2 separate regions of the Homo sapiens genome follow, and region 1 is linked to region 2. Evidence: read pairs that join two places in POLR2A ChIA-PET (ENCODE). Cell type or tissue: HepG2. All regions are shown on one strand. Each heading gives the region's core, and the rest is flanking DNA. Links, peaks and the distances in the headings are about the cores only.

What was found. Peaks named below come from ENCODE experiments on the same cell type or tissue, not always from the same donor. Only the 100,000 strongest peaks of a DNase experiment are listed, where the experiment ranks them.
Region 1: POLR2A ChIA-PET joins it to region 2 with 5 read pairs; 2 of 35 experiments call an interaction of 5 or more read pairs at or near these places.

Annotation. Positions count from the first base shown.
Region 1 is chr20:2,944,964-2,950,340 of GRCh38, reverse strand. It overlaps PTPRA (protein tyrosine phosphatase receptor type A), which reads right to left. Exons shown (of 24, transcript NM_001385305.1): 3 at 2,317-2,359. Among named protein-coding and RNA genes, the nearest start is that of PTPRA, 74 kb to the right of the region's middle. In HepG2, for the core only: no CTCF peak of the experiment used is centred there; a DNase peak (open chromatin) is centred at 2,730; H3K4me3 peaks cover 1,069 bases.
Region 2 is chr20:3,101,307-3,106,631 of GRCh38, reverse strand. No RefSeq gene overlaps it. Among named protein-coding and RNA genes, the nearest start is that of UBOX5-AS1, 2.9 kb to the left of the region's middle. In HepG2, for the core only: CTCF peaks have their summits at 1,558 and 2,896; DNase peaks (open chromatin) are centred at 1,550 and 2,771.

The DNA of each region.
Region 1 (5,377 bases), core at 197-5,196, 160 kb after region 2:
AAATCAAATGTGGAAATAATTACAGAAGTAGCAGATAAAAAACAGATTATCCACAATTATAGGCAAATAAAACTAAGAAAAATGAACGAATCTCTAGAAAAAGAATAAAAAACTAGCCCAGGAAGAACAAAAGACCTGAATATTCTTACAATTAAAGAGGTTGACCACAAGTTCAAATTTGTCCCACATAAAAAACACTGGACCCAGATGCTATTATAGGTGAGAAAACAAGAGTGACTAGTTCCCAGCTCATTCTAAGGAGAGAGCAAAACCAGGCACCAAAACTGGACAGAAACATTACAAGAAAGAAAATCACAGGCTCACTTTTACACAATAATATATATTCAAAAATCATAACAAAGTATCAACAAATTGAATCTAGCATATAAAAAAGATAAATCATGATCCAGTTGAGTTTATCCAAGATATACAAGGATATTTTAACATAAAATCTATAAATATAATTCACCCATATTAAAAGAGTTCATACAACCATTTCAACTGATGTAGAAAATGCATTAGATAAAAACATATGAATTCAAGATTTTAAAAAATCCTTTTAAATAGAAATAGAAGAAACCTTCCTTAACCTGATAAAAGTTACTATTTAAAAAAAAAAACAATACGCAATTATCTTCAACAGAGAGAAACGGAAAGCATTCCTTTGAAAATCAGAAATAAAGTAATCTACTATCACTTCTATTCAGTATTGTATGAAAAGTCTGCCTTCGCAACAAGAAAAGAAATTTGGCCAGGCACAGTGGCTCATGCCACTGTAATGGCACTTTGGGAGGCTGAGATGGGAGGATTGCTTGAGCCCAGGAGTTCAAGACCAGGCTGGACAACATAGCAAAACCTTGTCTCTACGAAAAATTTTAAAAAGAAAAAGAAATTAAAATTATAACAATTAGAAAGGAGACTAATACTTGCAGAAAATCTGATTGTTTACATAGAAAACCTACGAGAATTTAGGCCAGGCATGGTGACAAAGCGAGAAAACATCTGAAAATAAAAAAATTAAAAAAAAAAAAAAGAAAATCTACAAGAATCCATAGGAAGTAAGTTATTGGAAATAACAGGGTAACTTTGTCAAGGTGATTAGATAGGTAATTTTTATACCCTAGCAAAAATAGCCACTGATTTGCACTCAAGAAAGGGTCTATTAGGTTAGGCAAGAACTAATCATGTGTAAATACTGATAAGGAATCAGATGGGAAGGAAGGGAAGGTACATAAGAAAGGCAAAAGTGGGAGAAGTTGTAGAAAAGTGAGAGAACTGAAATCTGACATCTTAAAGATTTCCCCATAAGTATGCAGCAAGATCACAGGCAAAGAGAGAAGGGGGAGATAGTGGGATATGGTTTTTTATTTTTATTTACTTTTTTTTTTTGAGACGGAGTCTCGCTCTGTCACCCAGGCTGGAGTGCAGTGGTGCAATCTCGGCTCACTGCAAGCTCCGCCTCCCGGGTTCACGCCATTCTCCTGCCTCAGCCTCCCCAGCAGCTGGGACTACAGGTGCCCGCCACCACGCCCAGCTAATTTTTTTCTATTTTTAGTACAGACAGGGTTTCACTGTGTTAGCCAGGATGGTCTTGATCTCCTGACCTTGTGATCCGCCCACCTTGGCCTCCCAAAGTGCTGGGATTCCAGGCGTGAGCCACCGTGCCTGGTGGTTTTTTAAAGTATTAAGAATAATACTGGTGCTATAGAAAATGGCGGGAAGTGCTGACACCAGGCAGCCCAGCAGTCCTGAGGGCCCAGGTGAGATAAGATCCATTTTTCCAGGATTCTTTTCTGAAAAAATGCTCTAAGCACTAATGGTATGGCAAACATACAGAATTAAGGTTTTGCTAGATGAATGTAATGAAACTATAAGCAACGAGGTTGAGTACTGGGAAGAGAATGGATGAACTGCTGAACCACAGAGTCTAGCATTGACAGGAAACTAAAGCAGATACTAGAGACATTAGAGAAAATAAAAAACTTAAGTGGCTAAAACCCCAAAAGTTGAGAATATTTTATAGTGGGAATAACATAGTAGGTAAACTGGAAGGCTCCAAGAAGCTAATTTCACCAGAATTTTTTGGAGCCTATTGTAGTTGATGGGCTATAGTCCTTGAAAAATCAACACATATCACTAATTTTAAATACCATTCCCTTGACATGTATCGGTCTCAGTAAAATGCAAATCCTTTACTATGCACCCCCACCCCAGATTATGCCATAAGCAGCTTGCTAAGTAGCCCTTCAGAATTCCATGTTTCCTTTCTTCCTCTATTCTTGTAGAAAAAACTTAAAAAACTATTTCAGTACTTACTAGCTTCTTTTAAAAAGTTAATTATGCTCTTTGAACATGTGTCCTAGAAAAAAAGAAATAAAAAACAGTTAATTAGGAGTATCTAGGTTATGTGAAGCATTCATCAACCTCCTATTGACAGAAATTATCGATAGGCAAATTTTATATATAAGTAACTTTAACATGAACACTTCTTAAACTTTGGCCTCATAATTTCACAAAAATTAGGCTGCAAGTCACCATATTCATCAGATACTGGCAGACACTAACTTCTGCGGCTATGACACCAAGCAATACTGAAATCTCTTATCTTTCCAGGGGGGTTGTTCATGTATTCAGTGTTTGCAAAGAGTTCCTGCTGAGCTAAACACAGTCCACTGTGCACTCTACGAAAGAGTCCATGAGACAAGCATGGGGGAGGGTAGGAAGTTTAATACTTTCACAATGCCTGTGGAGACGCTGGCAGTGATGAAAGCCTAGAAAACTCATGAAAGGACCTTTTATGAGCAGGGTGAATGTAGAGCACAAAAGCAAAGTCAGATGACCCACTTAAAGCTTTGCCTTTACTGATGAGAATTCATTCTCATTCCAGATTAGTCTCTCTCTAGAAAAAGCAAACCTTATATAAGAGTTGGAAAATTAAGATACAGGAAGTATAATTCTACTAAATTCCAGTTTTTCCTTCTCAAATATCAGCCTAAGTCCTAAGGTCTGTGGCCAAAGACAGAAAATACAAGGCGCTGAGAAATATGCTATTTATCTTGGTGTAACAATCTCTGACTGTTGGGGTTTGAGGAAATTTAAGCTCTACAATCCATAGATCAGACCAGAAGTTTAGGGTAGTAATATTATGAGAGGAAATAGTTTCTTTCTGGAACTTATATAAAGCAAATAAATGGTAAACCTGATTTGCAAGGTAATGACAGTCCAAGTTCCTTCAAAGCAGAGAACCACTTATTTGCTCATTCATTCAACTAAGTTCCTTGTCTTGTGCCAGGCTGGAGAGAGAAAGCAGCTCCTGTCCTCAAGGAGCTCACATCTCAGGCATCTTCTCACCCTCCTTTCTCATGTTAACCAAAACATTTCAGGTTCATCAATGAAACTCTTCATCCAGGAGGCAGATAAAATGGCTTCTCTTCATTTTGATTCATTTACTCTTTCTTTTATTTATTTTATTATTATTATTTTTTTTTTTTCTGAGAAGGAGTCTCGCTCTGTTGCCCAGGCTGGAGTGCAGTGGCGTGATCTCGGCTCACTGCAACCTCTGCCTCCCGGGTTCAAGCGATTCTCCTGCCTCAGCCTCCCAAGTAGCTGGGATTACAGGCATGCGCCACCACGCCCGGCTAATTTTTGTAATTTTAGTAGAGATGGGGTTTCACCATGTTGGTCAGGCTGGTGTCAAACTCCTGACCTTGTGATCCGCCTGCCTCAGCCTCCCAAAGTGCTGGGATTACAGGTGTGAGCCACCATGCCCGGCCTACTCTTTCTTTTAAACAGAGAAATAAGATGGAATATTTTTATCCCATCTTTTCTTCTGTAATTAAAAAAGGAATACGAAGAAACTTGACATAGTCTCTCTCCTCATGTGCTCTCTTACTTCCCATCCCAATTCCATGTTTGCTCTCTTTTTCCTCTCTCCTTCTGTTTTGTTGTGAATGAAGAATTAGGTAACTAGTCCAAAACTACAGAGCTACACCTGGAGCCTAGATTCACTGGTAGCCAAATCACTAATTTTTCTGAAGGTAAATGGGAGAAAAATGGGGGTTGGGGGGAAAGCTCATTAATACAGTTCTAAGTCAATCTCAACTCCCCACTGCGCAACCTCCCCTCCCTCCTCCCACATACTTTTTTGGTTGTCATCTAGTCTTCACACTGGTAACTGCTTCTGCCTGGCGGTTTCTGTTCTAAGCCCTCTTAGTTTTTGGCTTAAACAAAACCTGTCCCTGCTAATTATGGTAGACCCATTCTTATCCCCTGTGTAGTCCAAATATTCACAACCATAGCAGCCTACTCATTGCTTTCATAGAACTTAATATATTTATTAATTACTTAGCTATATAAATATATCTATCTTAAAGATATAGATATATATATATACACACACGCATATATATATTGAGATGGAGTCTCACTCTGTCACCCAGGCTGGATTACAGTGGCACAATCTCAGCTCACTGCAACCTCTACCTCCCGGGCTTGAGTGACTGTCATGCCGCAGCCTCTCGAGTAGCTGGGATTACAGGCACCTGCCACCACGTCTGGCTAATTTTTGTATTTTCAGAAGAGACAGGGTTTCACCATGTTGGCAAGGCTGGCCTCAAACTCCTGACCTCAAGTGATCCACCTGCCTTGACTTCATAAAGTGCTGGGATTACAGGTGTAAGCCACTGTACCCGGCCTATAATAAATAAATAAATAAATATTTATTTATTTACACACACACACACACACACACACACACACCTGCCAATTATAATCAAGCTCCGTGCTCCATACAGACCAAAGAGAGGTCTGCTCTGCTCACAAGACCTACCCAACATCTAGCAAAGTACTCCACACATAATAGGTATATTAGGTAGTGAAATGAAGTTGACCACCCCTGTAGGGACTACAGCCCTGCTTAAAAGCAAATCAGTCCCTGAAACTGAATTAAAATGATTGAAGACTCCTAGGCAAAGCTAGAAACAAACGTAAATCCTCTCTTGAAAAATATATCATAGGTCTCAGGTCATTTCTATAAATAATTTTAAAACTACAGTGTCTAGTCCATAAAAAGGCAACATGAGAATCAGTAAGAAACAGACAAGAAGAACAGTCCTGTAGCATTAAGAATTTTAGTCAAGAATGGTATAAAAATGTAATAGCAGATCTGAAAAAAAGATCTTAATGGATAAATTTAAGAACAGGTAAAATATACCTGAAGAGAGAATTAGTGAGCTGGTAAATAGGTCAAAAGGAAGTATCTAGAATGAAGCAGAGAGAAGCAAAAAGATTTATAAAAAAATACCAAAGAGAAGGTAAGAGGTATAAAGGATACAATGAAATGATCTAACCTACATGTAATTTCAGTTTCAGAAAAGCG
Region 2 (5,325 bases), core at 1-5,000:
GGCAGGGCTGGGTTGTGAATTAGTGAAAACCGCACTGTCCAGTAGAGTAGCCACTAGCCACAGTGGCTATTTAATTAAAAGTAAATGAATTTTTAAACTCGGTTCATTACTCACACCACCTACATTTAAAGTGCTTGATAGTCACATGGGGTTAGTGGCTACTGGGTTTCGGCCATAATCCCAAAAGACACAGTCCCAAAGGCCATAACACCGAATGTTGAAATCCCTAAAGATCAAAATCCCTGAAGTCTAAAATCCCTGATGTCTAATTGAATCCCCAAACCATAAGTGACAGATTTGAAATTAGGTACAATTAAGTCTTCTTAAATTTGGACTTTTGAGATTGTGATTTTTAGGATTTCAGACTTCAGGGATTTTGATCTTTCAGGATTTCAACATTTAGGATTATGGTGATGGGGATCCTGTTTTGGGAGTTATGATCAGCACAGGTGGGTCCTATATTGGACAGCACAGATAGAGACCATTTCCACCATCACCGAAAGTTCTCCTGGACAGTGCTGGGCCAAAATAAGAGCTTGTCGCCCTTCCCTCTTATGAACTGTCACCTGGGAGAGGAGGAAAGCCCCCCCCCCCATGGGGGCAGGAGAGCAAAACAATGGTGTACAAAATCAGACAGGCTTGAACCCCACCTGCCTTCCTCCCCCGCTGGGCAGAAGCGGTGCACCCAGGCTCCACCTGGCTGTAATGCACTCCCTCCCTTGCAGAGAGGTGCCTGAAATGGCTCTGTCTGTGCCAAGAGGGGTGACAAGATCTCCAGAGTGGCACAGGACTAAGGTGAGGACAAAGGAGGAAGACTTGGGAGGGTCAAGTTTATTCCCTCCGGGTTTTCACCAATAATAGGATAACGCTACCCTTAACCCGGCTATCAAGTGAGCACCACACAAACATCTTGATGTTTTCCCTTTCAATGTTTTTCTGTAAAGAAAAAAATATTTCTAGGTATATAGTGTGTGGGTCTGTTGCCTGCTATTTCTAACACTATCTCATGGACATTTGCCTTTGTCGTTAGATACTCTTCTTGTAAAGCTCATTTGTAGGCCGGGCACGGTGGTTTATGCCTGTAATCCCAGCACTTTGGGAGGCCGAGGTAGGTGGATCACCTGAGGTCGAGAGTTTGAGACCTGGCCAACATGGTGAAACCCTGTCTCTACTAAAAAGACAAAAAATTAGCCGGGTGTGGTGGCGCACGTCTGTAATCCCAGCTACTCAGGAGGCTGAGGCAGGAGAATCGCTTGAACCCGGGAGGCAGAGGTTCAAGTGATCTCACTAGCCAGGATCGCACCACTGCACTCCAGCCTGGGCAACAAGAGCAAAACTCCATCTCAAAAAAAAATAAAAATAAAGCTCATTTGTAAGAATAAGTCAAGGTAGCCAGGAAAACTCTGAAAAAGAACAGTTTGGTTTGTGGGTGGGGAGAACTAACCCACGAATACACAGGCAGATGAACAGAACAGAATGAAAAACCCATAGGCAGGCCCAACTACACATGGAAATTTTGTGTACTGCAAGGCAGGAATGGTGGAAAACTGACCTTTCCACAGGTGGCGCTGCAGTCACTGGGCGAATGAAACCATGGAAGAACTAGAGATAAATGGAAAACGAGAGAACTCCTTCGCAACCTGGGAGTGAGGAAAACTGTCCTAATTCAAAATCCAGGCCAGATGCGGTGGCTCACGCCTGTAATCCCAGCACTTTGGGTGGCCAAGGTGGGCGGATCACCTGAGGTCAGGAGTTAGAGACCACCTTGGCCAACATGGTGAAACCCCGTCTCTACTAAAAATACAAAAATTAGCCGGCGTCGTGGCGGGTGCCTGTAATCCCAGCTACTCAGGAGGCTGACGTGGGAGAATCACTTGAACCCAGGAGGCAGAGGTTGCAGGGAGCCGAGATGGCACCACTGTACTCCAGCCTGGGCGACAGAGCAAAACTCCATCTAAAACAAACAAACAAAAAAATTCAGATTCAGTAAGGAAAAAGACTGATAGATTTGACTACCTTAAGAAACAAAATAGAACAAACAAAAAAAACAGCCGGGCGTGGTGGCTCACGCCTGTACTTCCAACTCTTTGGGAGGCCAAGGAGGGAGAATCATTTGAGCCCAGGAGTTTGAGACCAGCCTGGGCAACACAGGGAGACCCTGTCTCTAAAAAAAATACAAAAATTAGCCAGGCATGGTGGTGCATGCCTGTAGTCCCAGCTACTCAGAAGGCCAAGGCAAGAGAATCACTTGAGCTTGGGAAGCAGAGGTTGCAGTGAGCCGAGATCGAGCCACTGTAATCCCAGCACTTTGGGAGGCCAAGGTGGGCGGATCACCTGAGGTCAGGAGTTTGAGACCAGCCTGGCAACATGATGAAACCCTGTCTCTACCTGTGCGACAGAGGGAGACCCTGTCTCAAAACAAACCAAAAACCCTCTTACATGGCAAAATTCATTAGCAAGTAAAAACGAAAATTACAAGCTTGGAAAATATATTTGCAACCTGTATTAAATGGTTAATACCCATAACATATAGCTTCTAAAAATAACAGATTCACAAAGAAATACAAATGGCTTTTAAACATGTAAACAATGTTCAGCCTCACTCATAATATGATGAAATAAAGAGGACCATGAAAAACTACTTCTTGCTTAGCAGATTGGCAAAAATCTCCATGTTTGGTCACAATCTGTAGGTGAGACTTCAGGTAAACAGGAGCTGTCATATACTAATGCTCAGAATACAAAGGGTACAATCTTTGGCGGGGAATGTGGCAATATCTGGCTGAGTCACGTATGCATGTACCCTTCTACCCAGCCATCCTACATCTAGGATTCTAGTCCAAAGATCCCCTGAAAAAATATGAAAAGAATTCCAGCCCCACCAGCAGGCAGCCTGGGCACCCAGAGCCAATCTTTGCAGGGCTGAGGAGCCATGTCACCCTCTGTGGAGGGGCCAGCTGTGTCCAGCCTATGGGCCCAGAAGCAAGTGCTTTACACATGCATGATTTTATCAAGGAGATTATGGAGACCTTGAAGGCCATCCATGCATGTTAAAAACCTTTGCATTCAAAAGCTTTAATAAAAGTTTATATATTGAATAAACAATGTCCTAGGCATTGCACTAAATGCCTATGTATTATCTTATTTAATCCCCACTTGGAGTTAGGATGAAACAGAGGCTCAGACCACAAAGAGCCCCTCTGATTGCCTACACGACCTACAGAAATGTCTTCACTTGATTTCAAATCCACTGTGCAATCCAGAACCAGAGGCACAACAGAGTCTAATTATGGAATAACAACCTCATGACCAGGCTCCAGCACAGCCTTTGAAATTCAGTATTACACCTCTAGGCACAAAAATAAAAGATGCTTCCCCCATAAAGGCTCAGCGGAGTTAGTCTCATGTAAATAGATGAATCTCCTGGTTGAAATGTGAATGGAAAAGTACTCGTCGTGTGCAGTTCCTGGGAGAGAAGGGTGTGGGGAGGAGGACGCACAGACGGGCTCAAGAACGGCCCTATCTACGACCCAGGGCTCTGGGTATTAGGATCCTACCGAAGTGCACTGCCTCTCTCCAGAGCCCCCAGTGTGGGATACACGTGGCCAAAGAAGATCCAATTTGAAAGAGAAACTAAACTGGGTGTTGGAAAACCTTGTGAGAGTCGGTAACCAAAGGAGGCCTGCGTGGTCCTGGTGGAGTGGGAAGGTGTGAAGGGCAGACAGTGGAACAGGCCCAGGAAGGTCAGTAAGCAGAGGCGGGAGTTGGGAGCAAAGCTGGGCTGAGGCCTACAATGTCCTCTAAACTGCTGGAGAGAACTGGGCTTGAAAAGGGAGGGGACAGGGAATCAGCATGGGGAGACAGAGGCACAGGCTGGCCTCCCCCTCCCATGATTCTTGATACCCTTCCCTTGGGCCCAGGGCCCAGACACCAGCTCTGACTCAGCGGATGAAATGCAACCCCATGGCTCATTAATTAGGAAGCCTGTAATTAGCCTGTCTCAGAAACCAGGAGCCTCCAGAGAGAGCCCCTCTCACCTGCCTTCCTCCCTTCCACCCAAAGGATGACATCAAGCTGGGGAGGTCCGGCCTCTGGGACTGAGGAGGGGAAAGTGAAGTGTGAGCAATAGGGGGAATGAGATACCAGGCACGCGTGTCTGCATGCGACAGCCTCGGCGAATTGACCTTCAATCATGAGATGATGGAAATGATGCGAAGTGGCCTAAACCCTAAATGTTTCCTCTACTGAAGAAACCCAGGGACAGGCTTGGGCGTGGCCCAGGTGGGTCTACAACACCTGCAAAGCTGCGAGCCCCTGCAACTCAGTCTGAGAGTGAAACCGCTTCCGTGGCCAGAATGTGGTTGGCACTGGGTGTGTGGTTGGCACTGTGGAGTGACTCGGCAGTGCTGCTTAGACGGCTGCTTTTAGCTGCCTCCCTCACGGCTTCCCTGCAGCTGCTTGTCCACCTTTCTCTTCAACCTTGGATTTTTCCACCTTGAAAAAATCTGTTCCAAAGCTTAGTCTCCTTTCCTCCTGGCTTCATGCCACTGATTATTTTAAATTATTGGCTGCCAATTATTTGGCCCACTTTCCCAGCCAAAAGTGGGCTCTGTTCCTTCTCTTGACCTTGGATAGGCTTGTGGCTGCTTCAGCCTATAAAGCGTGGCAACACTGACCTTCTGTGATTTCTGAGGCTAACATAAAATGCCATGTCACTCTGCCCTTGTTTTCTGGAGATTCACTCTTCATCGAAGCCCTGAGCTGCCATTCAATGGCTTCAAGAGTGAATCCAGGCTGGGCGCGGTGGCTCACGCCTGTAATCCCAACGCTTTGGGAGGCCAAGATGGGTGGATCACCTGAGGTCAGGAGTTCGAGACCAGCCTATCCAACATGGTGAAACCCCAAGTCTACTAAAAATACAAAAATTAGCTGGGTGAGGTGGCGGGTGCCTAATTCCAGCTACTCAGTAGGCCGAGGCAGGAGAATTGCTTGAACCTGGGAGGTGGTGGTTGCAGTGAGCTGAGATCTTGCCACTGCACTCCAGCAAGACCCTGTCTCAAAAAAAAAAAAAAAAAAAAAAAAAAGGTTGAATCCAACTCACAGGAAAGCAGGCAGTCCAGGCAACAGCACTGCAACTGAGCTGAGCCTTTGGGCAACTCCCGCCCAAGTGCCCAGGCATGTGAATGAAGAAGGCCCAGGTGATTTCAGCTTGTAGCCCGCCCCTCCTTCCTGTGGAGGCCCCAGACATTGTGGAACAGATAAAAGGTGTTCACTGTGACCGTCAGAACCTGTGAGCATCATAAAATGGCGGTGGGTTGATACCAC